Regions from separate parts of the Mus musculus genome. Here all the other regions are linked to region 2. Evidence: chromatin loops called from intact Hi-C (ENCODE). Cell type or tissue: heart. All regions are shown on one strand.

Region 1 (5,000 bases), 180 kb before region 2:
GAGTCCTGTGCCCATATCAGCTCCAGGAGTAGTCTTTAACCTAGATCCAGTTTTTGTCAGAATATAATCATGATGGTGATGGTGTCAGTGACAATAATGAAGAGGATAGGGAGACTAAAGTCCCAACTTACTAAGCACTTATTATGTGCCCAGTATCATGAACATATTTACTAATTCTGACACCATCAGACTGTCCCGATTCTTAAAGTAATAGAGAGTTTATGGTGTGCACTATTTATGAGCAGCAGTTTTCTTTGCTGGGCATACTTCTGTCCACAATGAGCAAGACAGGGAAGGATGACTGTTTTTCATATCGTAATTGTGCACTGCTGAGCTATGTCCATGGGATGTACAACTCTCTATCCTCCCCTGATTGGTTTAGACCTGAGGTCAAGCAGTGAACCTGTCCCTTCCCCTTTCCTGGCAAAAAGTCTGTAATTGCGTCTGTGTCCAAACTGCTGTTGGAATTCAGAAGACAGACCTTCAAAGTACTAAGTTCACTGTCTGAAGCAGTGAGTACTCTGTAAATGTTAAACATTTCGGGCTCTGATCAAAATCAGAAATGTATGTTCTTCCTCACAAGCCATCCCCACTCTGCAGTTACAAAGAGAGTCACTCGTGAACACGATGAGGTTGCAGGGTACAAATCCGTTTTATCTTTTGTGCTCTAACAGAAACACGTGGTTCTTTGTCTCAAAGCAAAATGGGAATTGTTTTTCTTTCCACCACAGTATTAATTCCCTTGGTTAGAGAGTAAGAAAGTCATTGGTCCATTTCTGAACTGTGAATAAGCAAACACAAAGAGAGAGAGGGAGCGAGCGAGAGAAGCAGGGTTTGTTGAGCAGACACGGTCCATTCCAGACTGATGACACAACATTGAGTTAAGAATAGTGAAGATAGAGAAGGCAGCCACACAGAACTCACCACAGGCTTGCTGTTAACTCCCAGATGTCTGGACTCAGGGCAGTGTCTTCTCACTGCTTCAGGGACTCATTTCAAAGGTGTGCCTTTAAATAAACTGAAAAAAAAATTCCTGAAGAGAAAGCTTGCCTTTCGTGTCTCTTCTCACGACACTGGGTGCTGTCCTCAGTGACTGTGGACACTGGGCTCTGTCCTCAGTGACTGTGGACACTGGGCTCTGTCCTCAGTGACTGTAGACACAGGTCTTTCATCTCGCCATTTCCCAGCTTAGGTCTCCTGTCCTTGGTGATGTCCTGTGTAGTTGCTTTGTTTTGGTGTCTCTGGGAGGCCTGCCAACTCTGGCCTCAAAGATCCCAAATGATGAGATAGAAAGTTCCAGGCAGTGTTACACTTGCTCTTCTTCTCCAAGCTTTTCTTTGCTGAGCTCCTTCCCTTGTGTTACATCTTCTTTCTCTTAGGTGGTGCCTCTTAAGCCAGAGATTTTGAAGTCATGGAATTGGATAGTTGGCACGATACTGAAAGTCCTCAAACCCAAGTTTCAATGTAAGACTCTCTCACAGCAACACGAACATTCTTCACAAAGTGATGGCTCATCTTATTTAGTTCATTAAAAGAGCTTCCTCATGATTTTAGATCTTTAACCATTTATATTTCTAGCTAATGAAGTTGTGCACGTGCTCATGTGGGGTATATATTCCTTTCTCTTTCACCTGATTTCTCTGTGTCAGGTTTTGAATCATCCTTTCTGAATAGTACAGAGAAATGGAAGTGTGAAAGAGGACCGTGATTTTTAAAAGTTTACAGACGCATAAGGTTTGTTTGGATCACTCATTCACTCACAAACTAGATCACTCTACAACCCAGCCTTTGCAATGAATTCTGGGGATAAATGATAATGCACATAGTATTGTCTTCATAGAGTTTATAATCCAGCAAGAAATACAAGCATTAGGAAAAATTACCCTCTGTTATCAACAGAATCAGTGTGCAGTGGGGCACAACTTCATGTATGGAAGGATTGCAAGCCCACTGTGATTAGACTCAGAGCAAGGGATATGGAGTCTCCACAATGAATCGGGATCTTGCTGGGCTCTGGTCTTTACTCTGACAAAATAAGAAACCAGAGGAGAATCTTCAGCTGTGAGTCAAAGGTTTTAGGCATTTTACCATCACCATTGCAATGTTCTGGGTGGGTGTTGGGTATCACTCTGCTTCAGATGCGGTCACAGCAGTGAGCACTGCTCCAGGTAGGACCCAATGAGTCTGTCATAGACTGGGTCACCTCTCTTTGCTTTTCACAGTCCTAATGGTTTGATTGTGTGAATGGCCAGTTTGTCACTCTGAATGGTGCTATATAGACCTCGTGGCCAGTGAGGACTAATCCTTGCTTTGATTTGGCACTGTGACCCCGGTTCGTTATACAGAACCTAGCTATAAAAGACCCCCAGGTAGAACTTAGACATCTAGAAATGAATCATTATTTTCTATTTTTCCACCATTCATATCCTATCTGATCAGAGACTTGATTACAATGGGTTTTTCCTCTCTCTTTTCTTCTATACTTTTACTAAATATAAGCTTGGGAATAGTTAGAAAATGAGTTAATAACTCAGACTGAGATAACTGCAGCTGGCATCACTTGCTAAGCATCTTCCCGGAGGTTGGGAACCACTGTAATATGTGTTTATAGACCACATTAAAGCGCATTATTGTGAGGTCCTACGAATCTACCTTCAGATGTCATCAGATGATTTTTTTATGGGCTTCTTGTTTGAGGATATTAAGGTCCCCTGATTTTTACTTCATAAAGAAAGGCATATGCCAACAATCCAATCACTTAGGAAGTAGAGGCAGGAGAATAAAAATGAAAAAGTTATCCTGGACTCCATGAGACCCTGTCTCAAACATCAACAAGAAAGGAAGAAGGGAAAAAATGAGCAGAGGCAACCCTCATGCTTAAATATTTGCCTGCATTTAAGAGTAGTCCCTCATGTGACCTCAAACATATACTCAAAGCTTATTTTATACATTTTGAATTTCCCTTACCAAACTACCTGGCAAAAAGATATGCCTGTGGTGGTGGTGGTGGTGGTGGTGGTGTTTGTGTGTGTGGTGTGTGTGTGTGTGTGTGTGTGTGTGTGTGTGTGTGTGTGTGTGTGTGTGTTTTAAATATAAATAAAAATTTCCCACTGCTTTGAGGCTGTATAAGTATATTATTGTCTTAACTTTCATTTTAAGTATTATAAATGTTGAAATTTTAAGAAAAACAGTTTATTAAAACACTTCTATTCCTTTTGTGTAAACATCCGGTTCTTTTCTCTTTGACATGCTTGGTGGTTTTATTGATTTTTTTAATAAATGCATATAATCCTTTCAAATGTAAAATTTTAAACTCTTAGGTTACCATAGAACGTATGGTATTTATTTCAATGTATTTATAAATTTTAATTCTGTTTACAACACTTAAAAAAGTACAACAAAGCATTTAGAACAGTCTCACCCACACAGACACCATTTGTCTATGACTGCAGTAAAAGTGCAGAAATATCCTCTCCTGATTTAGTTTCTTTTTCAGTTTGATGTAAATAAACTTAAAAGGAAGAAAAAGAAAGAAAGAAATTAGATTCCTAAGCTTCACTCTGAAAAATAGACAGCAAACGAACAAAAAGACAACAACAAAAAAGAACAACAGATAAAACCTAAATAAATCCTTCCACGTGCAGTTATAAACAAGTCAAGAAGAGTCCCATTTCCCTAATAAAACTAAAACCTTTAAAAAGTAATTGTGGATATGAGTTAGGGCTTGCAAAAACTAAATCTGAGACTTGCCTCAATATTTGTGTGTGTGTGTGTGTGTGTGTGTGTGTGTGTGTGTGTGTGTGTGTGTGTGATGAAACAGAGCTCTAAAAGGAATCTAATAAGATTTATATAATTTATTCCTTTCTGGGGTGTGGAAACTTCTCAGCCACCATTAAAATGTTACCTTGACATTTATTACAATTTTCACTTAAATTTTAACTTTTAATGAATTCTCTTTAGTGAAACCTTTGGGGCCCAACAGGTCGGAATCTATTTGCTCATCTGTAAATGGAAGAATGCTGCCACCTTGAAGTACTCTGGTCAGACTACCTGGGCTAGAGAAGATCAAGTAAGGAGTTAGTTACTGCTTACAGCAGACCCTTGTAATACTGAATTCTGTTTCATTTCACCATCCTGCCTCAGGCCAAGAGAGACTGATTTTTGAAAAAAGGAGGGATGCATCTAAATATGGTTTTTCTATGTGGACATGAGTCCTCAGAGTGTGCTGGGGACTTCTACATATTATACACTTTTTAACCAGCATATTTGGAAACCAACATGTGTCTGGTGTTGCGAAAGGCACTTGTCGTACAACTCTTCAGGCACACATAAAACACTATGGAATTTTGTGGGTAAACCATCTGAAAAAATACTTAATTGAATTTTACCCCTAGGTCTAGTTGTGTCTGCTGCACTGCTCAAACACTAACTTACCCAGAAGCAGAAAACTGGCCATCAAGCGCTGAAGCACAAGTGATGTTTCCTCTACAAGTGTGCTGTGACAAGGGGAAGAGTGGGAGAAAATGATATGCTCTTTGAACCAACTGAGAACAGAGGCAAGGGTTCTTCTAATACCATCCTGGTCCCATTAACAACAGGATACTCCAAGGCAGTTCCCATAACATTAATCAGCCATTTTTTTCCTTGAAGGAATTACTGATCTATCTCAAATCAGGCTGATTATTGATCCCTTTGCCCTCTGTGGAATGTTCCTTGAAGGAGCCATGCTTTCAACAGCAAGGCCACCTATCATGAGTGTGCTCTGATAATCATATCATTCAGGTATTTCTCTCATAGTTATTTTTCATCTCCACAGTATATATCCTAAAACTTTGGTAAGACTGAGAAATTTGGTTTTAGAGAATCGAGGTAAAATAGGTGATTATCTCCTGTCTTCTTGATTTTTTTTTGGGGGGGGGGGCTAGGATAGGAAACTTATGTTCTATAATTGACAGAATTCTTATCACTAATTGCAATTCCTAAAAGGGCATTTGCCTCCT
Region 2 (5,000 bases):
AAAGCAGTTTATTATATCTTCCTTCAATTTATCATCTCTTCCTCCAATTAATCCTCTAGACAAAAATATAAATCAGAAAACTGCAGAATCTACTTGCTAAAAACTATCCATGTCTTGCATACCCTGTGGAATTAAAGCAGAGCTCTTTAGAGTGATGTAGAAAGATCAGAGATGCCAATGTACACAAGAGTCAAGGTAATGTGGATGGGTGAATGGGATGGGGAGAGTCTGGGACCAGAAGGACACTAAGTGCCATCCATGGATACTGTGCAAGATTACAGAATGAAAGCACTAGACAGTCCAACTTCCCTGGAAATCCTAAAAATTCAGGTTTTCCTACTTAAAAGATAAACAAATTTCAAATGTTGGCACCTTATTTTGTGTGTATATGAGGGTGATATATACACATGTATATATATATATATTTGCATGTGTGTGAGCACATTTGTGTGCAGGCATGTATTCACCTGTGTACAGATATGCAGAAGCCTGAAGTTGCTGTCTCATGTCTTCTTCAGTCATTCTCCATCTCATATACGGAAGCAGGGACTCTCAATTGATCCCAGAGCTTACTGGTCATCTAGTCTAGCTAGCCAGCTTTGCCCCCCAGATCTGCTGCCTCTGGCTCCAAGTGCCAGGATTGCAGGTAGCTACCATATCTGCTCAGCTTTTACACAGATTCTGTTCATCTGAACTCCAGCCCTCAAACTTGCATGGCAAGGGCTTTATCCACTGAGTCCTCTTCCTAACCCAGTACTTTATTTTAAAAACAAGAATCACCGGTGAGCTGAAGGAAATGTGTCTGTTTCAAAAACTGCCCAGGCCCCTCCCACAGTGCTGCACTCTGACCTCTGGCCACTCGCAGGACTTAGTTTCTCACTGCCCTTTAATCATTTTCAATAATGGCATTTCTGCAAATGTAGCACACTGCTTCACATTGGGCATCTCGTCAGGATACATCCTCCAGCCTGATTTCAGCCATGTCTGAGAGCTTCCCGTTGCCCCTTTCTTATCTGTGAACATATAGAAAGTCTCTTTCACCCCTAACTGGGCTAAACTTAACATCCCTTGTGCTCTACTACTGCAATCTCTAGAGATCTCAAGTTCAAGTATCGTATTTTGTTCTTACTTAACTGAAGCTTGTTAAAAGCCACTAAACTTCCCCAAAGTAGAAGTCCTTTGCAGGTCTCCGTATTCTCGTTTCCTCCCCTTCCTCCTCCTCCTCCCCCTCTTCATCCTTTTTGTTTTCAAGACAGTGCTTTTCTGAGCAGACTTGAATGTTCTGGAACTCACTATATAGACCAGGCTTCTCTTGAACTCAGAGATCCCCCTGCCTCTGGGATCGAAGGGATATGTCAGCACCTCCGGCCATAATCACAACTCTCCATGCAGCTCATGCGACAGCACCAATGTACCCACCACCACCACCATCGTGACATGCACTTACCAAGTTCCAAGTGTCTCACACTAGCTCGGAGGACTCACCCTAGTCTCACAGATGAAGGAACAAATGTGATGGCATGCCATAGCCAATAGAGGGCACCCGAGACCCCAGTCCCAGCCCAGGCGCAGGGATCAGATTTCCACAGGCAGCAGTGAGTCAAATCCAATCCAAAGTTCACTCCCTAGTACCCAGTCATTCTTCAACACTGCATCTCTTTCCTTAGCGTCTTTCAGTTGGCAATCAAATGCAAGCCTAAGCAAGAGCCTTCTCCGCAGTGATTTTATGAGGATAGTAGAGTTGAAGACTAACTCCAGTTAGCCTTCCTGATCCACAGCGCCTGATTCAGACTTGGAAAAAACAGGCATGAGAGGCCTGACCCTCTGATAACCCCGCTAGGCAGTTTCTCGTGCAAACAGCAGTTTAACCAAATACGCCCTCTTGTTTTTTCTAGCGCTCTTTGTCATTGCAGTGAAATCCAAGTTGGGCTTCCCGTGAGAAATCAAGCAGCAAAGACTGGGAGATTTTGGTTTTTTGTCACCTATAAAAACGCAACGGAATGCCTTTTATTCTCTTTCAAGCAATCGTATTGCTTATCTACATGACTAAGAAATGGTGGAGCTCAGAGCAGGTCTGGTCTCTGCTCCTGCATCAGGATAGACGTTTCACAGGAATGTTTGAAGTTTCGGGTCAACAGCGGTCATTCTCAAAAACCAGTGTTTCTGCATTTTGCTTTACACACAAGGGCTTGTACTTCAGATATTGTTCCTGGCTTTATCTGATTACAAATATACAAGAGAAGTAGTTAAATGTTCAGAAAAGGTGAAGACCTGAGAATACATGAGGTCCTCTGTTGAGACTTGAATAATTTAAGTGAGGAGCAACGGGGAAGACGGTCCATATATTAATCATCAATCCAAGAGCACTGTGTCTGTGTGCACTGTCTTTCTCTGGCTAACACTGGTGAATTAATTGGTCACAATCTGATAAAGGAGTGTTCTAAAAGTTCATGGAAAAACATTAATGATGTCCGTCAGTCACAACTTGACCTTCGAACATTTTAGCTGTCACTTGCTTCAAAATGAATTATGTACTTGTGGTTAAAATTCGACACCCCTTTGTTTTGCACTTGCAACATAAATGGTTTAATCTTTGCCTAATGATGATTTCATTTCTCTAGTTTTTAAGCAAAGTTCCATTCCCTAGACATGTCTAATTCCTCCCTCAAAAATCTGTTTTTATATTCCTGACTTGTGAGATGTGCTGCCACCTGCTGGTCATTGGTATGTAATACATATGAATCTTTGTCAGCTCAGGAAAGAACCAAGGGGCTGGAGCGTTATTCTACAGTTACCTGAAGAACGTTACTACACAATGCATTTATCACTTTAGAACAGGACCTTTGGAATAAGCACTTTTCACACTATTTGCATCTTTCTCTTTCACATGGAAAGTTAATATTACTGGAGTGGTAGTTCTATGTTGAAGGCCAATTAAGGAGGGAGGAGGGAAAAAGCACTTTACTGCCCCCTGCTGCTCACGTTCCTTAGCATTTCACGCTCTTTTTATTTTTGACTGACATGAAGTAATTTCATGTGTTAGGAGTTACAGTGTGTTGTATCAATGCACCGGTACAGGGTGATGGTCATATCATTATGTTTGGCATATCTACCACTTCCAATATTTGTCATGTCTCTGCTAAGGACACTCAAAATCCTCTCTATAGGCTATTCTGAGTTATTTGATTCATTATCCTATTATGCTGTAGAACACCAGAAGCCATTTATCCTAACCAGCTCTACATATTTTATTTTAAAATAATAATAATAATTAATGATAATAATAAAAACTGTGTTCATTTTTCATTTGCTCAATTATTTATTCAATAAATGAATATAAATTATGCTGAGCCTCTGAACCATTCAAGATGACTGAGTTTCAAAATTATGATCAATGTGAGAAAAAAAGAAAAGAAAAGGGAAGAATTTCAAGTCAAGCCTGCATCGAGATAAGTTTCAAGGTGTTCCTGGAATGACCCATTTAGTGGTCAAAGCGATATCTGGAGAAAGGGAAAGGAGAAAGAAAAATGCAGGAAAAAAAAGAGTGAAAGAAAGAGGGAGGAGGATGGGGAAGTGTCAGTCACAGAGGACAGCCTGATGCTCCCTTTTACGTTAGTGCATCCTATGCGTGAAACTATTAAAACAAGGGCCAGACGGGGGTGACGAGAGCAAAATGATGGCCATTGCCGTCCGATGGTGTAGAATCCTCTCCTTGCATGTGGCCAAGGTCTCTGGGGAGGACAGCAAAGTGCACCCCTTGTCTCTTTTGTTAATGTGTTGCATAGGGACGCAGCTGCCACCCAGTTTGTGGTTTGGAGGAAAGAGGACACTTTGTTAGCTTTTCAGTTAAAGATACTTCATTCATTTTCATAATCACTAGTCCCAGTGTGGGGAAAATTGTGCATACTATTAACATGTAAAAAGTAATTTAAACTTTAAATTTAATTTAAAATTTAAGTATATGACAAAACTCAGAAAACATTATTCATTTACAATACTTTGCATAAATATGGGGTGTATATCTTATTTAAGAAATGAGATTAAATTCAACCAAGATGAATATATTGAAAACCATCAGACTTCGATGAAATAAACTGAAGCTGACATACATAAATGAAAGGGTTTGTGTGTGTGTGTGTGTGTGTGTGTGTGTGTGTGTGTGTGTGTTCTTGTATTGAAAGAATTAACATCACAGATGACCAAGCCTGCTCAGTCAGTCAACAGGTTCTCCAGCACGGGAGTGAGGATTAAAAAGAAAAAAAGACACTTAGACAACATTGTATCATGACCCCAGTCAATTCTGAGACTGAAGGCAAATTTAATTTTCCCAATCTGCTTTTTATACCATTTTAATTGCATGCAAGTATTAAGGGCAAGCAGCACAATAAGGAACAAGTAAGACATACACAAAGTCCTGTGGTTACTCCCATTGTGTCCCAGGGCTTGTCAGAATGGCCAAAACACCTGAGCCCACCTCTTTGTCCAAGCCCAAAATCTTGCTTGAAGTCTACTTCTATTATTCCACCCTAAGATTCAAATTCCTGCCTTAACCTACTTCCCTATTACAGACAAAAGTTAGAATCTCCCAGAAACGTACTTCCTCATCATGCCCTAAAGTCAGATTTCCTGCCTGAGCTTACGTCCTTGTCCTTGGCCAATGTCAGCACCCCAAAGAGCTCTCCACACACAAATGTGTCCTACAGGTGATAAACACCTCCAGCAAAGTGACTGGATACAAAATTAACTAAAAAAAAAAAAAAAAAAAAAAAAATCAGTAGTCCTCCTATGTGCAAGTGATAAACGGGCTGAGAAAGAAATCAGGCAAATAACATACTTCATGATAGGCACAAATAATATAAAATATCTTGGTGTAACTCTAACCAAGCAAGTGAAAGACCAGTGTGATTAGACCTAAAGTCTCTGAAGAAAAAAAGTTGAAGAAGGTATCAGAAGATGGAAAGGTCTCCCATCATGGTTCAGTAGGATTAACATTTAAAATA
Region 3 (5,000 bases), 88 kb before region 2:
CGGATTTCACTGTTATGATTTTTGTGGGTGAATCCTCTAAGTTGAAGTTGAGAGGTCTTAACACTGTACCTCACGCTTTAAGGTTAAGGAAATAATAATTTCACCAAACAGAACAACCTACTAGTGTAAACTTTTGATTCCTGATCTATGTATAAAACAATGGCAGAGATGAAGAGTGGTGTATTTTACTTTAATAAAACGTGTAATAAAATGTACAGGCTTAGCTCTGCTTGAGTGAACAGAACAGTCATGTGAAACATCATCGTATTGTGACACAAATTGCTAAAGCGTGTTAATCATGCAGAAACTCTGTACCCATTGAAAAACTGCTTCTTAACCTACCCCCAACCTCCATTCTCTGACAGTCATCACCCTACTTAATGCTGCTCTTAATTCGACTACATACCTCAAATAGACGGAGTCACTCAGCAAGCATTTCTTCGTGATTAGCTCATTTCCTTTGGTATCATATCCTCCTGACTCATCCCTGCCTTGTAGAATTTCCTCCTCTCTTGTAGCAAGTACGATCATCTTGCTGGTGTATGCCATACTTTCTTCACTGGTGACTGCTGGCACTATTTCCCTCTTTGGGCAATTATTAATAGCACAGCTATTAAATGTGAATGTGCAAATACCAGGCCTCATGTTTCCATTGCCTTTCGTAGTGGGAAGGTCTGTAAGCATGCAGAACTGTGGAGAAGGTATTCAAACCTAATAAAATCTATTTATAAACAAGTTTGTGTTCAACTCAAACTTAATTAAGCAGAAGCTCTGTAGTTTTCATTTAGAACAGACATTATTAAGAGACATTAATAGCAAATGGTTATATATAATAATATGTAATTGACAGCTACCTTGATTTTTGTTGCATAAGTTATTCCACAAGGATTTTTCTCTGAATACTTGAAATGAAATCTATTAGAAATAAAATGGGATTTTCTCCTCTTAAAGGGAAGGTACCTTTGACATATTCTCATGATGTACTCCTAAAACACAAAACGTAATCACAACCAGGTATTCCAAACCCATATTTCTTAGTTAAATCTTTTAATGCCATTATTTTTGTATGGCTATTTTTTATCTCCATGTTCTCATATATTTCCTTTTAAAAATAACTTCACTTCATTGGGTACTTTCTTTCTAAATCCTAAGAAGTCAACATTCAGTAATGGTTAAGTACCTAAAGCCTCTATAAGTGTCATTTCTGTAGGAGAACTCTCACCAGAAGTCAGATCTGTATCATATACTTTACACATACATTTACTTTAATTCCCACACGGCTAGGAAGGATTGTTTCACACAGCTGGAAAAAAATGAGACTCCAAAATTAGGTCAACTTCTTGAAAAACACATAGGTAAGAATTAGGATTCAACAGCACCACCAGATGACCTTGGTTACTTCCAGTTTATTTTTTAAATCTACTCATCAGAAACCATATAGTAGTTTCGTTTGACTCACAAATATATTCAAGGTCCTGGTTGATAGTTTTAGTGCATACAACGAGGAGTAGCATTAAGTCTGAACCCTCTGATGGGGCTGCTCTTTCTCATCTAGTTGTCTGTCCTTCATATGTGTGTGTTTGCTCTGTAGGAAAGCCCGGGTTTTCTCTAACATCTATCTTAAGTGTTCAAATAGACGGGAGATGTTACAAGAATAAAGACAAAGTGCCAGGCCTACATTTGGGAAATAGAAGTCTGGACTTGAGAATGCAACTCACGAACTGTGTGTGAGACTCAAGAGGGGTATGCAGTGTGTCTCCGAGCCTCTGTGTGAGCTAGGGTGAGACTCAGGAGGAGTACGCAGTGTGTCTCCGAGCCTCTGTGTGAGCTAGGGTGAGACTCAGGAGGAGTATGCAGTGTGTCTCCGAGCCTCGGTGTGAGCTAGGGTGAGACTCAGGAGGAGTACGCAGTGTGTCTCCGAGCCTCGGTGTGAGCTAGGGTGAGACTCAGGAGGAGTATGCAGTGTGTCTCCGAGCCTCGGTGTGAGCTAGGGTGAGACTCAGGAGGAGTATGCAGTGTGTCTCCGAGCCTCGGTGTGAGCTAGGGTGAGACGTGAGCAGCTTCCTAGGCTCCCTCCAAGCATTCCTCCCCATGTCTGTCCCAGCGAGGCAACAAGCTTTTTTGCCATCTTTATGTTGATTTCACACATCCCAGAGGTTGGTTGGAACCTATCACAGAGAGCTAATCTTCCAGGCTTTCCTGCCCTTACAGTCCCTCTGCCCTTCTGAAAGAACAAAACTCACAGTTGAAACAAGCCATTTTTTCCCTTGGGGGAACTGAATCCAAACACTAGCTCATCTCTGCAAGCCTGTAATTAAATCTGCTGTGCAGGTCACTAGTGCCACTGGGTCAGGAGACAGACAAAACGAGATGTGAAAGAAATGGCATTTGTTTCTTGGATGGCCCCTGTGTTTCTCTGAAAGGAAGGTCCTGGCAGCCACACAGTGGAGTCCCTGTGACCGGAATACTCGTGCTAGCTCAGGACCTGCCAGTTGGCTCCAAAATAGTTTTCCAGATCGAGGGCTATCTGGCCACTCAGCGCTTGAAATTTTATCTCTCTGCTGGTGGTCTGTGGCTGCCCCAAGAGATATTTTCCTACATCATCATCTCAGATTCTGACCAAGAAAGTGGCTCACCCTTGACTGTGCACCACAGTCACCTGGGTGGATCAAGGAAAAACCTCTGGATTTTATCCAAGAGGATTTTGACTTCGTCGGACTACAGCAGGACCTGAAAATGCATTTTCTCTACTTACTCATTTTCCTAATTGACAAAAATTATATATATACATGCATACATATTTATGTGTATATATCCATACACACACATGTATACACAAATATATCATGCACACATATACGTATATATGCATATGTAAGAATTAGAATTCAATTATATATGTATGTATATATATATATATGTATATATATATATATAGTGTGTGTGTGTGTGTGAGAGAGAGAGAGAGAGAGAAAACAGGCCTATGTTTCACAACCTATAAATAATGTAGCCAATTAATTAGCCTCTACTCTCTTAGTAACTTTTAATGATACAATATTAAAAAACAGCTGTGGTGGTGCATACCTGTAATATTAGCATTCTGGGTACTAAGGCAGGAGGATCAGGAGTACAAGGCCACCTCGAGCTATATAGAAATGTTTTGCCTCAAAAAATAATACAACACAATGTGTGGTCATTGTGTCTTACTAGTATTCTCTAGAACTTACAATCCATATGTACATTGTCCAATATCTTCAAAACCCACAAACCTCTCTAACCTCTCTCTGACTCCTAGTAACTATTTCTCTCTCCCCCTCCCCCTCCCTCTCCCTTTCCCCTTTCCCCCTCCCTTTCCCTTCTCTCATTTTTGAGACAGTTTCTACTCTGTAGACCAGGCTGGCCTTGAACTAAGAGTTCTGCCTCCCTCTGGCTTCCAAGAGCTGGGATTAAAGGTGTGTATCACTACCACCCAGCTACTATCTTACTCTCTATTTTGGTGAGCTCAAAATTTTTAGGTCTCATATGTCCATGAGATAAGTCAGCATTTGTCTTTATGTGTCTGGTTACTTGATTTAGCATAGTGAGCTACAGGTTTATTTATGTTGTCACAAATGACCATATTTCCTTCAGGTTTAAGGTTGAATAGCATTCCATTGTGTATACGGTCCACATTTTACAAAAATAATTGAATATGCTAAACATATGTGCAATGTATTTTGATCATATTCACCCTACACTCCTCCCATCCATCCCCCACCCCTCTGAAATTCATGTCTTTTTGTCTGTTTTTGTGTGTTTTAATACTCTGTGGAGTCCAATTCTTGCTGCCCATATTCTCATGTGTATGGGGCCATCAACTAAAGTAAGATTGACTTGCCAGTGGCTACACCCTTAAAACAAGCTGACGTTCCCTCCCCTAGAAGCCACCAGCTGTTACTATTTCCTCAATTAGGGGTGGGGATCCCCATACAAACTTCATGCTGGAATGTTTACTGTATTGAGTTTTCTGGCTTGGCTCTTCTGAAGGCAACTTCAGTTGCTTTGAGTTCATGAGTATAATAGTCCTGTCAGAGTCATTATTTCACTAGTTCTCCCCCACCTCTTGCTCTTACAATGTCTTCAGCCCCCCTTTTATGGGAGGGATGGAATAGATGTTCCATTTGTGGCTAAGCACTTTACCAACACAGTCTGCACATTATTTGGTTGTGAGTTTACAAATTAACAGCATTCACTGCACAAAGAAATGTCTTTGATGAGGTCTGAGAGCTCCATTGATCTATAGGTATAGGGATATCAAATTAGAGGCAATTCTAATACTCTATGGCCAGTAGTAAAATACTATTTATATGTTCACTGCTAAGGCCTGTGAGCTCTCTAACCACGGGCTCTGGTTCAGATTTGCAGTACCAAGCATGTGTTTCCTCATATGGAGCGGTTCTTAAAGTCAATCAGTCAGAAAGTGCTTTGTTGGCCTCATAACATTTGTGTCTTTATTACACCGAGGGCAGATCTTGCCAACCCAATCATTATTACAGCTCACAGGATTCACATCCTCGTAAGATGACTACACACACACACACAAATACAGAGTTCCAGCAACCTAAATACTACTTTTCGGTACTATGGAAGCCAGTCAGTAGGAAAGAAGTTTCCTGGTCAGTACCAACTGGATTTCTTCATGTCCTATGACCAAAAATATTCTCTTTAGCCAATCACCTACTGATGGACACTGTAGGTTGTCTCCATATCTTGTTTGTTGTGAATGATGCTGCAGTGAACATGGGCATTCAGACGGCTTCTTAATGTGTTGGTCTAATTTTCTTTGCATATATACCCAGTTATCAGAGTGCCATATAATTTGGCAGTTCTGTTTTTAACTTTTGTTTTTTAGAAACCTCCATACTCTTTTGCATAAGTGCTATACTAAGAATTTACATATTTAGCAAATTCCCATGCCTTCGGTTGTTGCTGGTTAAAAAAAAAAAAAAAAAAAAAAAAAC
Region 4 (5,000 bases), 190 kb before region 2:
TCTGAACGCTCCCCACCCCCGCTTCCCCCGCCTCAAGTTTCTTGCATCAGAATGATGTGTCAGAGACATCACAAAGCAAGAAATGGAAGTGGACCAAAGAAGATCATAGTATGAGCATTGGCAGTCATGTACATTGCATTTTCCCTGCTAAAAGTGTAGTTTTAAATTACTAGGACAATTATTGTTTTGCTCAGAAGATTGGTGCTATTTGGGATATTAAAATAATGGTGTCTCAAAAGAGTATTTCTCTGAAAATAGAAATCACCTAGCGAATTCTCTGTAATCTGCAAGTTGGCTTCAAGTGCTCAGTAGCTAGGATCGGCTAGAAAATACGAAACAGAACATACTTGATAAAGCCAGAATCAGGGTTTCAAGGTTATTGGAAGAGGACTTTCCCCCCTCTGCTGTCATGCATGCAATAACTGTATATTGCTTAAAATGTTAATCCCAGGAAAAGCAGAAGGTCCTAGAGAATGAATCTACAAGTAAATCTTGACCCTACACTCTACCTTTTAACCTCCTTACTCCTGAAGTCAACACAGATTTCCCCCACACCCATGTGCAATGGAAAGCTTCCTCCATCATCTCCAACCTCCTCCCAAGTTTGTTTGTTTTTTTTTTTGTTGTTGTTGTTTTGTTTTTTTAAGCCTGGAGTGAAAGACAGCCGGAGACTCTACAAATGAAGCAAGCACATTAGGGTACTTACATGTACAGATTAAATAACTGATCTACTTTCTATACAATTTACTGTCATTGTTTAAAAGCCCCCAGTGAAAATGTAGCTCAAAATGCAAAGATCAAATTTCACCATTTCTTTTACTTAAGCTGCATCTATTCTAGATTCAACAAAAGTTTTTTTTTCCCTACATTGCAGAACTATGTAATAACAAAATTTATCACTCATTAAAACTTTTGAGACATTTGGGGGTTACTTTTTAAGCAACTAGTTATTAAATATATCAAGAAGATGTTTTAAAGCATTATTACTAGCCCTTTCTTGTTTATGATTAGAGAATTATCTATCCTAAAATGCCTTCAAATTCCATATTGTCTTTTAATACTATATTTTATCCCTTAAATGTTAGTAATCAGAGGTTACATTTTCGCCTTTTTACGTTTAAAGTTAAGAGCCCCCACAATGTTCAAATGATAAAAATACTTAGACACAAGTAATGCAATTGTGGCAATTACGAAGAATTTAATGTTTTCTAATCTCAAGGCGTCAATATTCCCAGCAAAACACATTTAACAAAAACCTATCACTGAAGAAAATTATTGTTAAAACAAATCAATTAATGTTCTATAAGTACCCTAAATAGTTAACAACGGTATTTAATATAGCTTCAGTTCTGGGGCAAATCAAGAAAAATGATTTCAAAATGAGGGGAAAATGATACACATTTCTTGTTCTCCATTTTTTTCCACTTCCATTTTTATAAAGATATTCAAATAGTAGATGTCTCATAGCTTTCGTCCTATAATAACCTATTTAAAACAAGCCGAGTCCACACTGTCCGTCAAGGATTTAGTCACTACTATGTACTCTTCAGAATTTATAAAACTTCAAGAGCCTTCTAGGCTCTTCTAGCTTTCAGGCTTCTTGCTCTCTCTCACATCAACCATGAAGGCAATACCTACGTATAAAATAAAGACCTAATATGATGTAAAAGAAAAGTTTCCAGAAGGCCCACCCCACCTCCAAAAAAAAGTCTATTAAACACGAATCAAAAATGCCTATTTGGGGACCCAACCTAGTTTTCAAGAGGCCCTGTACAAGTTACAAAGGAGAAAGGAAGCGAACTATATTACTTCCTTGGTGGGGGACAACCGCACAATATTATTTTAAGCCTTTTTTTTTTTGATGATAAAAATCAAAATAAAATACCTACGGAACTGCCTCTGGAGATACTGAACAATAACCAGAATGACAGTGGGAAACAACTTAAAAAGTTAGCTCCCCTCCAACCAAACACGAGAAACTCAATAAACCTAAAGTCGAGCGTCACTTTTAAATCACTTAAAACAAAAATCAAGTCAACCAAAACTTTCTCAAAACAAATGATAAAACTGAGCATTGTCGAAACTCCCGTTCACCAAGTATTTTAATCCACAGGTAATAAACTCCCGCAAAATAAATAAATAAATAAAAATAAAAAATTCGTGCCTACTTCCCCCTCTAATTCCACTTCAAAGGTGCCAGGATTTCAATGAGGAAGCTGAAAGACGGGATTCGGATTCCAGAAGCAGTCCCCAGGCAGGAGGGCCACAGCTCCAACCCTTGGTGCAGGTTGTGAGCCCCATTGCCTGTCCCTGTCCTTTAGCTCTTTAGGAGGCCACCTAAGCTTGTTTCGCTGCTCCCTACGCGGCCACTGCCTGGCTGAGGAAACCCTGCAGCAGCCGAGGAGCCGGCCCTTCCAAGGGAGGGTCACGGAGAGAAGGGGCAGGAGCTGACGAACATCCTTCATCCTTTTTCCACCATACGAGTACGAACTGAAAACAAGCGAATCCTCGGCTGTGGGGGTTCTCACCGCACGCCTCGTTTCTGTGCACTCCACCGGAGAAGCCCCCGGGAAGTTTCCAAAGCACCCAGAGTTTGAAATGGTGCGTGGGCAACGCGGGGACTCCCCAGCGGAGAGCGCTCCAGCACGCACGCCGCGCTCTGCTTCCCTGCGCGCTCGAGGATCGCGCGCGGCCCGAGCGTGTGGCCGAGCGCGGGTGGCTGTGCGGGACCGCGCCTCCGCTCCCCACGCGCGCCGCCGAGCCGCCTCGTCCCTCGGCTCCCACCAACCCCAGGGTGGCTCGCCGCGCGCCCGGGCCCGCTTACCTGCGGCCTCCACGCACCCCGCGCGCGCCTCTGCGTCCCGCGTTGTGCGCAGGTCGAAAGAAAGCGCCGCGGGCTGTGCCACCTCCGCGCGCCCACACCTGCCGCGCGGCCCGACGCCCCGCCCCGGCCCCGCCCCGACGGGACCGGCCGCGCCTCCGCCCGGCCAGCACCAGCTGCAGCCGGCGCAGCTCCCGAGCGCCGCGGCTAGGCAAGGTTCGCGACAGTCACCGCTGGGGCGGCAGCCACCGCGTGGCAACCTGCGCGAGCCCCGGCATTCTTGACCAGCAGGCCAGCGGCGATGCTGGCAGGGGTCTTCAGAAACCCTGGCGACTGGTGCAGCCCAGGGATCCAATGGCGTTCAAGCCGGAGGGGAGCTCTCCCATCCCTGGCATCCTGGTCTTGGCTGCCTTGAGGCCTTCCTGGACGTTTTTTTTCTGTACCCACCTGCTCCGGATCTTGTTCTTGAGCAGCCTGAGTGCTGCTCTCTGAATCTCTTTACTGGCGTTGCCTTTGTATGAATGCTCCCGTGCACTGCCCTGTCTCCAAGCACGTCATTTTTATTGTCCGATGAGATTCATGTTTAATACTAGAGCGTACAAGCAGAGACATGCGCTTTCCCAATCCTTTCCATGTAAGTTTCAATTACCTAAAAGGTAGAGGTTAGGTTGCCCATCTTGGAAATTCTCAAGCAAATACAGAATTATACACAGCAACATATTTTTTTTTCTGTAGTCTGCAAGCACAGCATGAGGCCTTTTACACTGATTTAAGAGGGTGGAAATTGTCTTTGTACAAGTAAATGCAATTACATTTTAGCAAAAGTCCCATTACCCACCAAGAAAAATTCTACAAGTGGGGTGAGGAAAGGAGACGAATAAAATTCATGGTGATGTTTAATTAATGATGAGATAACATCTCAGTGTAAAAAAAAAATCACATATTCAAACCAGGTGAAAATTACTCACCAGATGTTCCTTAATGAGGTGGTACTCATTTGCTTAGCCGACTACAGAAAAGACAAGCCAAATAGGGTTGATTTATTACACAAATTACACTAACATGCATATATATGAGCTTAAGACTTATGTGAGAAACTCGGGTTTAATTTTTCCTTATGAAGCAGGTGCATAAAATGTTTTTTTTTAATGCTCTCTCCTACACCCAAGTTATGTGTGTTAAGGTCGTGATGATTAATGGTTAACAGTGTTGAATGCACAATGGTAGGAACCATTACACTTCACCTGAAAATGGCTCTGACTCATGAACTCCATTTTGAAGAACTGAAAACTCTCAAGGTTGATCCACTACCTTGATCAAAAAATAAGAATCGGCAGTCAAACATGTCACTATTAAAGTAATTGTGAAGTTTTTTTGAAGTTAGCTTTAAAGTTTATAGTCTGAGTGCAGAGGGGGGAGAATCAAATACCCCCAAATCATGAAAAGCAAGCCTTAAAATGAGAATCTAGAAAGAGCTAAGTGTTTGTCTATCCATAGAAAACCCAAAAGCATGCTTTGAAGTGCAAAAATATTACTCTAATTTTATTTATTGAATCAGGATGTTGTCAAATGTAAGTGGCCATTTAAACATAATTCTTTTGGTGAAATGGGAAGGGGGGGTGGTAATATAAACCCGGCCAGGAAAGACTCAAACTCCAACAGAAAACCTAATAGATGAGCAACTACAGGCACTTCATTTATGGGACTTTTTTTCTTTAAGGTTTAAGCAGAAGTCTAAATTACTATTACAGATGAAACTGCTTAATGCTTATCTAAAATTATATAGCATGATACTTTGAATAGCAAATAATCAAAAAAAGATAATACATTTCAAATTATAAACATCAATGTAAAGAAAAACAAACATTTGTCTTTCAGGCTTTGATCCAGGCAGACAAGTTATTTGTCCCCCAAACAAATACATAATTTTGAACACCCAAGTGCTACACAAAGCATAGAAAAGAGGCCCCCTTCTCACCCATTAAAGTTCCGATGGGCTTGTGAACGGAACATAGCAAACAGTTTCAGTGTTGGCTGCTCACCCAACCCATTGGAAAGGTTGCCAGTTTCTTAGACTTTAAATATGATTTTTAAGAAATATTTCTTTTTAATGGGAAAAAAACCTAACAGGCAACATAACAGCTCTCTTCCCATAGTGTTCCCATCTGTTAAAACTAGA
Region 5 (5,000 bases), 260 kb before region 2:
ACCCCATCAGAAATCTGAGAATAACCAACATTACTGAAAATATATAGGAAGCCTAACACAGCTTCCAGAACTGAGACAAACTGTAGAGACAGCTGCTTACCTATACAGCCCTAGTAAGTCAGGAAGTTGAAGCATCTATCTGTCTTCAGCCTTCTGGCCCAGGATCATCTGACAGACCTTAGAGATACCAGAATATTAAGGACTAGCCTATTCTGTCTTGGCAGAACAAAGCTGTCCTAACCTGTAAATTGTGTCCTTTCAAGAACAGTACAGGTCTGCAAGAGAGATAGGCAATTTCTGCCCAGTGGCCACCTAGCCACAAATGTACAGCCTCACCTGGAGGTTAGATGTTCAGCTGCTTCTTTGAATCCATGAATGGGAAGCTGTTACAAGCAGATTTGTCTCAACCACAAGTGAATAAATAACATTCAATGTCACATTCTGTGATTTTTGACGTTTTTGAAAGCCAACTATCTATGTAAAGTAATCTGTTGGACTGTTGTCCATTAACTGCTCTCAGCTGTTTCTAATTAAATATCTGAAAACACTCTAACAATAAACTTAGAGACATGAATTTGTTATTTGGCCCTTAACTCACCGGCTTATTCATCTCAGACCAGTTTATAAAAACAGTTATAGAAGGACTGGATCTAAGCCCTGTACTTTCAAAATTTTTTGTATCAATAGGAGAAATTTATAGTAATGAAAACCTTGATTTTGTATCAAAACAAATTTTGTACCAAAGTAAGAAAATATGTCTTAAACTTAGTAACAATTAAAAAGCTTTCTACCACAAATATGTCTTTTAAGAAAGAAAGGAAGGAAGCAAGCAGACAGACTGAGCAAGCCAGGGAAAGCAAGCAAGCAAGCAACACTCCTTCATGGTCTCTGCTTCAGTTCCTGCCTCCCGATTCCTGCCCTTGCTTCCCTTGATAATGGTGTGCCTTGTAAGATGAAATAAATCTTTTTCTTCTTAAGTTGTTTTTGGTAAGTGTTTAAAAACCAAACTAGAACACTTGCTAAAAAGATAGAGCGAATGAGTCACTAGTAATTATGACCTACCATTTAAGCCCCCTTGCCCATATCACCAAAGCAGTCAACTGGTTCTTGGTTGATATTAAAGAATAAGTCTCTGCTTTAATGGCAACAGATTGGAGGGCCCAGACCAGTAAAGAGTTGGGCAGGCTTTAATTGATTCATGTTAGTAACAGGGACTGTGTGCATTAATAAAACAAAACCAGGTGTCGGAGGAGCTTCATCTACGCTCCATCCAGTCCCTCTGACACTGACTCTCACCTAAACTGGCTCCTCTGGTTATACCCACAGCAAATAGAAACCTGCAGCATAGCTGCAGTCCAGTGGTCACCATTAATAACACACATGTTTATATCCATGCCCAGGCTAGGAGGAGGGAGAAGTGGCCGGGTTAGGAATTCAGCCTGCAGAGGGAAAATGCTGAAGAATGGGTAAGTGCAGAGCTAATGCCACTAGACTGTTCAGTGGCCAACAGAGCCTTGATAGAAATGTATATGACAGAGTGAAAATCTTGGTAAGTTAAGTCAAGAAACCATTCCTTACCTTTTTCACAAGCCCTTGTATGTGCATATGGAGGACACTGGACAAGGTGAAAGGCATTTGGTTGCAGAAATATATATATATATATCTGCTTCTGGACCCTTTCCTGGAGTCCTCTGAGTTGCAGATGCTGGAGCTGTGACCTGGATATAGATGTATCTGTTGGAGCTGCTTCTCCTAGGATCTGTTGCTGTCTACATTGTGTCCAGTTGTGGTTTTCTGTGATGGTCTCCATTTGTTACCAAGAGAGGCTTCTTGATGAAAGGCAGTAGCTACATTTATATGGGGAAAGCAGCATGCAGACCGTTTTGAATGACATAATGGGCCTAGCAATGTAAATAGGAGATTGTATACTGTTCAATTTTTTCCCTGCTCTTATTAATTGACCAAGATATATAAATCAAGATTCTAATTCTGCTTTTTTGGTTTGTTTTGCTCATTTTGTTTTATGAGAAAAAATTCCCTGACATTCTAGTTCAACCCAGGAGTGGTTATTCATGGTTTTAATCCGAGTGCTTTGGAGACAAAGGCAGGTAGATGTCTGTGAGTTCAAAACCAGCATGATCAGCAAATCAAGTTCCGGGCCAGACAAGGCTGCATAGTGAGATCCTGGAGAAGGAGGGAGGGAGAGAGAGGGGGAGGAAGAGAGGGAAGGATGGAGAGAGAAAAAGTGGAAGGGAGGAAAGGGGAGGGAGGGAGGGAAAGAGAGAGAAAGAGAGAGAGAGATTGATTCACGTTGGTCATTCAGTCTTTGGACTGGAACCCATCTCAGCGTGAATTTCAATCTTCACCAGTAGAGGGCAGAATAACATCAGTCACTATAATGTATTTGCTCAAGCAATTCTAGATATTCATGTGTTCTTCTGGATAATTATGATAACCCCAGATTACATTCATCTTCAATAAGCACAGTTGGGCTCTCAGGCATTTAAATACCCTCAACTGTATAGAACAGAGGACAAACCTGCTATTAAAATGTAAGTTTAAAAAGTCTTTTTTCAAAAACAATAATCTCCGTCTACCTAGTAGTGGTATAAGATTAATAGCACCGTTTTCAAGCGTACCTTGTTAGCTTTGGGTGAAGTATTCACTTGTTCGAGATTACTATCCATATTTTGTTATTTAAATCAACAGGCAGTTTGTTGTTTAGTGAAAGACCAGTCTAATGTGGATCGTCAGTTAATCTACAGCGTCTGTGGAAAGACCCATGCTTACTGAATCGTGGTGACACGATTCACCAATAAGGTGAAATATGAGCCTTCTGCTCTCTGCTTTACTTTTCCGTTGTTAAACTTGTTCTTCAACTTTCCTTCCTATCACCCACCTATGTTACTATCAGTCTTCCTACTGCGCTCATGTTAAAAAATTAAATTGGCTACTGTAGATCCTTTGTATAATGACTGTTTCCGAGTTTATACTTTTATTGATAATTGGGACATCTGAAGCCACCGTTCTCTCCTGTTTTTAATCTGCCAGAAGCTTGTTTTCCCTTGGGACTGTTGGTCACTGAGTTGTTATCGGCCAGGACGTCTTATTTTGTATTGCTTCGTCTCTGCAGACAACATCCTCAGAACCAGAACCAGAAGCAAGCCAAGTAGAATCCTCAAGAGAGTCTATTGTTATACCAAGAAAGTGATTTCATAGTCAGAGTTTAACCTAGTCTAGAAGGCTCTCTAGCCCCACTCCATCATCTCCTGCCCAGTTTCTTGTGTTACTTAGCACTTCAACTTCTGTCCATCCACACAGTTAAGGACTGGACCCCAAAGACACTGTCAACCAGGGAGAGCAATACTGCAGCCATACTTTTTAAAAAGTAGACTTTTGTCTCATACCATACATTCCACCTAGTTCCCCGCCCCCCCCCCCCCCACTCTTCCCCAAGGCCTCCAAGAGACAACAGCCAAACAGGACAAAACAAGATGCAATAAGACAAGGCAAAAGCCCTCATATTGATTGATGCCAGGCAAGACAACCAAATTGGGGGGGGGGTCCTAAGAGCAGGCGAAAGAGTCAGAGATACACCTCTCTCCACTGTTAGAGTCCCACACAAACCACTAAGCAAAGAGCTATAATATAGATGTAAAGGGTCTGGCATAGACCCATGTAGGCTCTGTGCTTGCTGCTTTAGTTTCTGTGAGCACATGTGAGTCCCGCTTAGTTGATTCAGTGGGCCATGTTCTCCTAATGTCCCCCATTCCCTCTGACTCCCACAGCCTTTCCCACAGCTATTGCTCCCCCTTCCCCTTCCACCCAGTCTTCCTCCTTGTTCTTGATCTTCTTTGTTTCAGTTTGAGTGGTAAGCTTTCTTCCAAACCTCATTGGGGATGTGGGGCATCCTTGGTCTAGACAACCAGAGCAGTTCTCATCTTTCCTGAATGACTGCAGAGCAGTTAGTAAAGCAATCATGGAGACAATCTTGCTACAAGGCTCAAGTGTTTCTATTTCCTTCCCCACTTTTAAAAATATTTATTTATTGTTAGATGTGTGTGTCTGCTTTGCCTGCCTGTATGTATGTACCTCATGTGTTCTTGATCCCTGGACTAGAGTTAGAGAGGGTTGTTAGCTGTCATGTGAGGACTGGGAACTGGACTCAGGTCCTCTGCATGATCAGCAAGGGCTTTAATGACTGAGTTCCTCCCGCCTTGTCCACACTGGTTATGTGTTGTCATACAGCATCTCTCCAGCTCCCACCTCAGGTTTCCATTGTCTATGTATTCTCTTACAGCTGTAGCTGGCATCAACCTACAATTACCTGGAAAATCGAAACAGACAAATTAAAAACCCGCAAAATCACTGGTGCCCAAGCTTCTACTTCACTGTTTTAAAATCAAAAGATATTCTTTTATGAAGTCCCTCGGTAAAATGAGAATATCAGAAAAGTGCTTACCACTTAAAATGTCCTTTGACTGCAAAATATTAAGAGTCATACAACTTGACTTTTGAAATTACTATAACACTGACTCCAGAAGAGTGTTGAAGTAAAAAGGAACAACAACAACAACAACAAATCAAGACAGCTAGAAAAGCATGGCTGGACATCTCTAGTGCAGAGGAGGCATGTTGACACAAGTACTGTTCCTCCACAGAACTCAAGAACAACTCTAAGGATGACAAGGAACAATGTGAAGTTCCTGCACAGTGCCACTTGGCAACATTTAAAAAAAAATTTATTCCCAGAGGACATGAGATGCTGGGTCAATGAAGACTGAAAGTGACACAGGGAACCACTAGGACATCCCTTGGGACAGAGTGAAGCTGGAGCTCCTATTTCCCATTCAAGGCAGAGGCTCATCCAGAGCACACAGAAGGTGCTCAGCACCACCTGGCAAAGCTGGTCTGGTCCTTTGCACTAAAGTTTAAGAATTTTTCTACTTGTCTCTTTGGCTGTGAATCTAGCCTTTAAGCCCTGAGCCAGCTCTCCAGCC

What was found. Peaks named below come from ENCODE experiments on the same cell type or tissue, not always from the same donor. Only the 100,000 strongest peaks of a DNase experiment are listed, where the experiment ranks them.
Region 1: it touches region 2 in a loop (3-fold over the local background); 5 of 42 quality-filtered maps call a loop at or near these places.
Region 3: it touches region 2 in a loop (2.5-fold over the local background); 3 of 42 quality-filtered maps call a loop at or near these places.
Region 4: a loop joins it to region 2, with 6 times the contacts of the local background. A loop is called at or near these places in 16 of 42 quality-filtered maps.
Region 5: a loop joins it to region 2, with 13 times the contacts of the local background. A loop is called at or near these places in 33 of 42 quality-filtered maps.

What each region holds. Positions count from the first base shown.
Region 1 is chr4:88,949,950-88,954,949 of GRCm38, forward strand. No RefSeq gene overlaps it. Among named protein-coding and RNA genes, the nearest start is that of Gm34568, 4.0 kb to the right of the region's middle. In heart, no CTCF peak of the experiment used is centred here; no DNase peak of the experiment used is centred here; H3K4me3 peaks cover 281 bases; H3K27ac peaks cover 1,290 bases.
Region 2 is chr4:89,126,716-89,131,715 of GRCm38, forward strand. Gm12602 (predicted gene 12602) reads right to left here and starts at 1,511. Exons shown (of 4, transcript NR_151607.1): 1 at 1,448-1,511. In heart, CTCF peaks have their summits at 1,549 (motif pointing right) and 2,829; a DNase peak (open chromatin) is centred at 1,496; H3K4me3 peaks cover 1,265 bases; H3K27ac peaks cover 1,354 bases.
Region 3 is chr4:89,038,616-89,043,615 of GRCm38, forward strand. No RefSeq gene overlaps it. Among named protein-coding and RNA genes, the nearest start is that of Wincr1, 9.2 kb to the right of the region's middle. In heart, no CTCF peak of the experiment used is centred here; a DNase peak (open chromatin) is centred at 2,456; H3K27ac peaks cover 562 bases.
Region 4 is chr4:88,935,573-88,940,572 of GRCm38, forward strand. The region is part of intron 1 of Gm49890 (predicted gene, 49890); the gene reads right to left. Among named protein-coding and RNA genes, the nearest start is that of Gm49890, 4.0 kb to the right of the region's middle. In heart, a CTCF peak has its summit at 3,098; no DNase peak of the experiment used is centred here; H3K4me3 peaks cover 1,543 bases; H3K27ac peaks cover 1,088 bases; H3K27me3 peaks cover 499 bases.
Region 5 is chr4:88,870,525-88,875,524 of GRCm38, forward strand. Gm34457 (a long non-coding RNA gene) reads left to right here and starts at 1,403. Exons shown (of 3, transcript XR_390701.3): 1 at 1,403-1,466; 2 at 2,710-2,820; 3 at 4,301-4,371. In heart, a CTCF peak has its summit at 2,369 (motif pointing right); no DNase peak of the experiment used is centred here; H3K27me3 peaks cover 569 bases.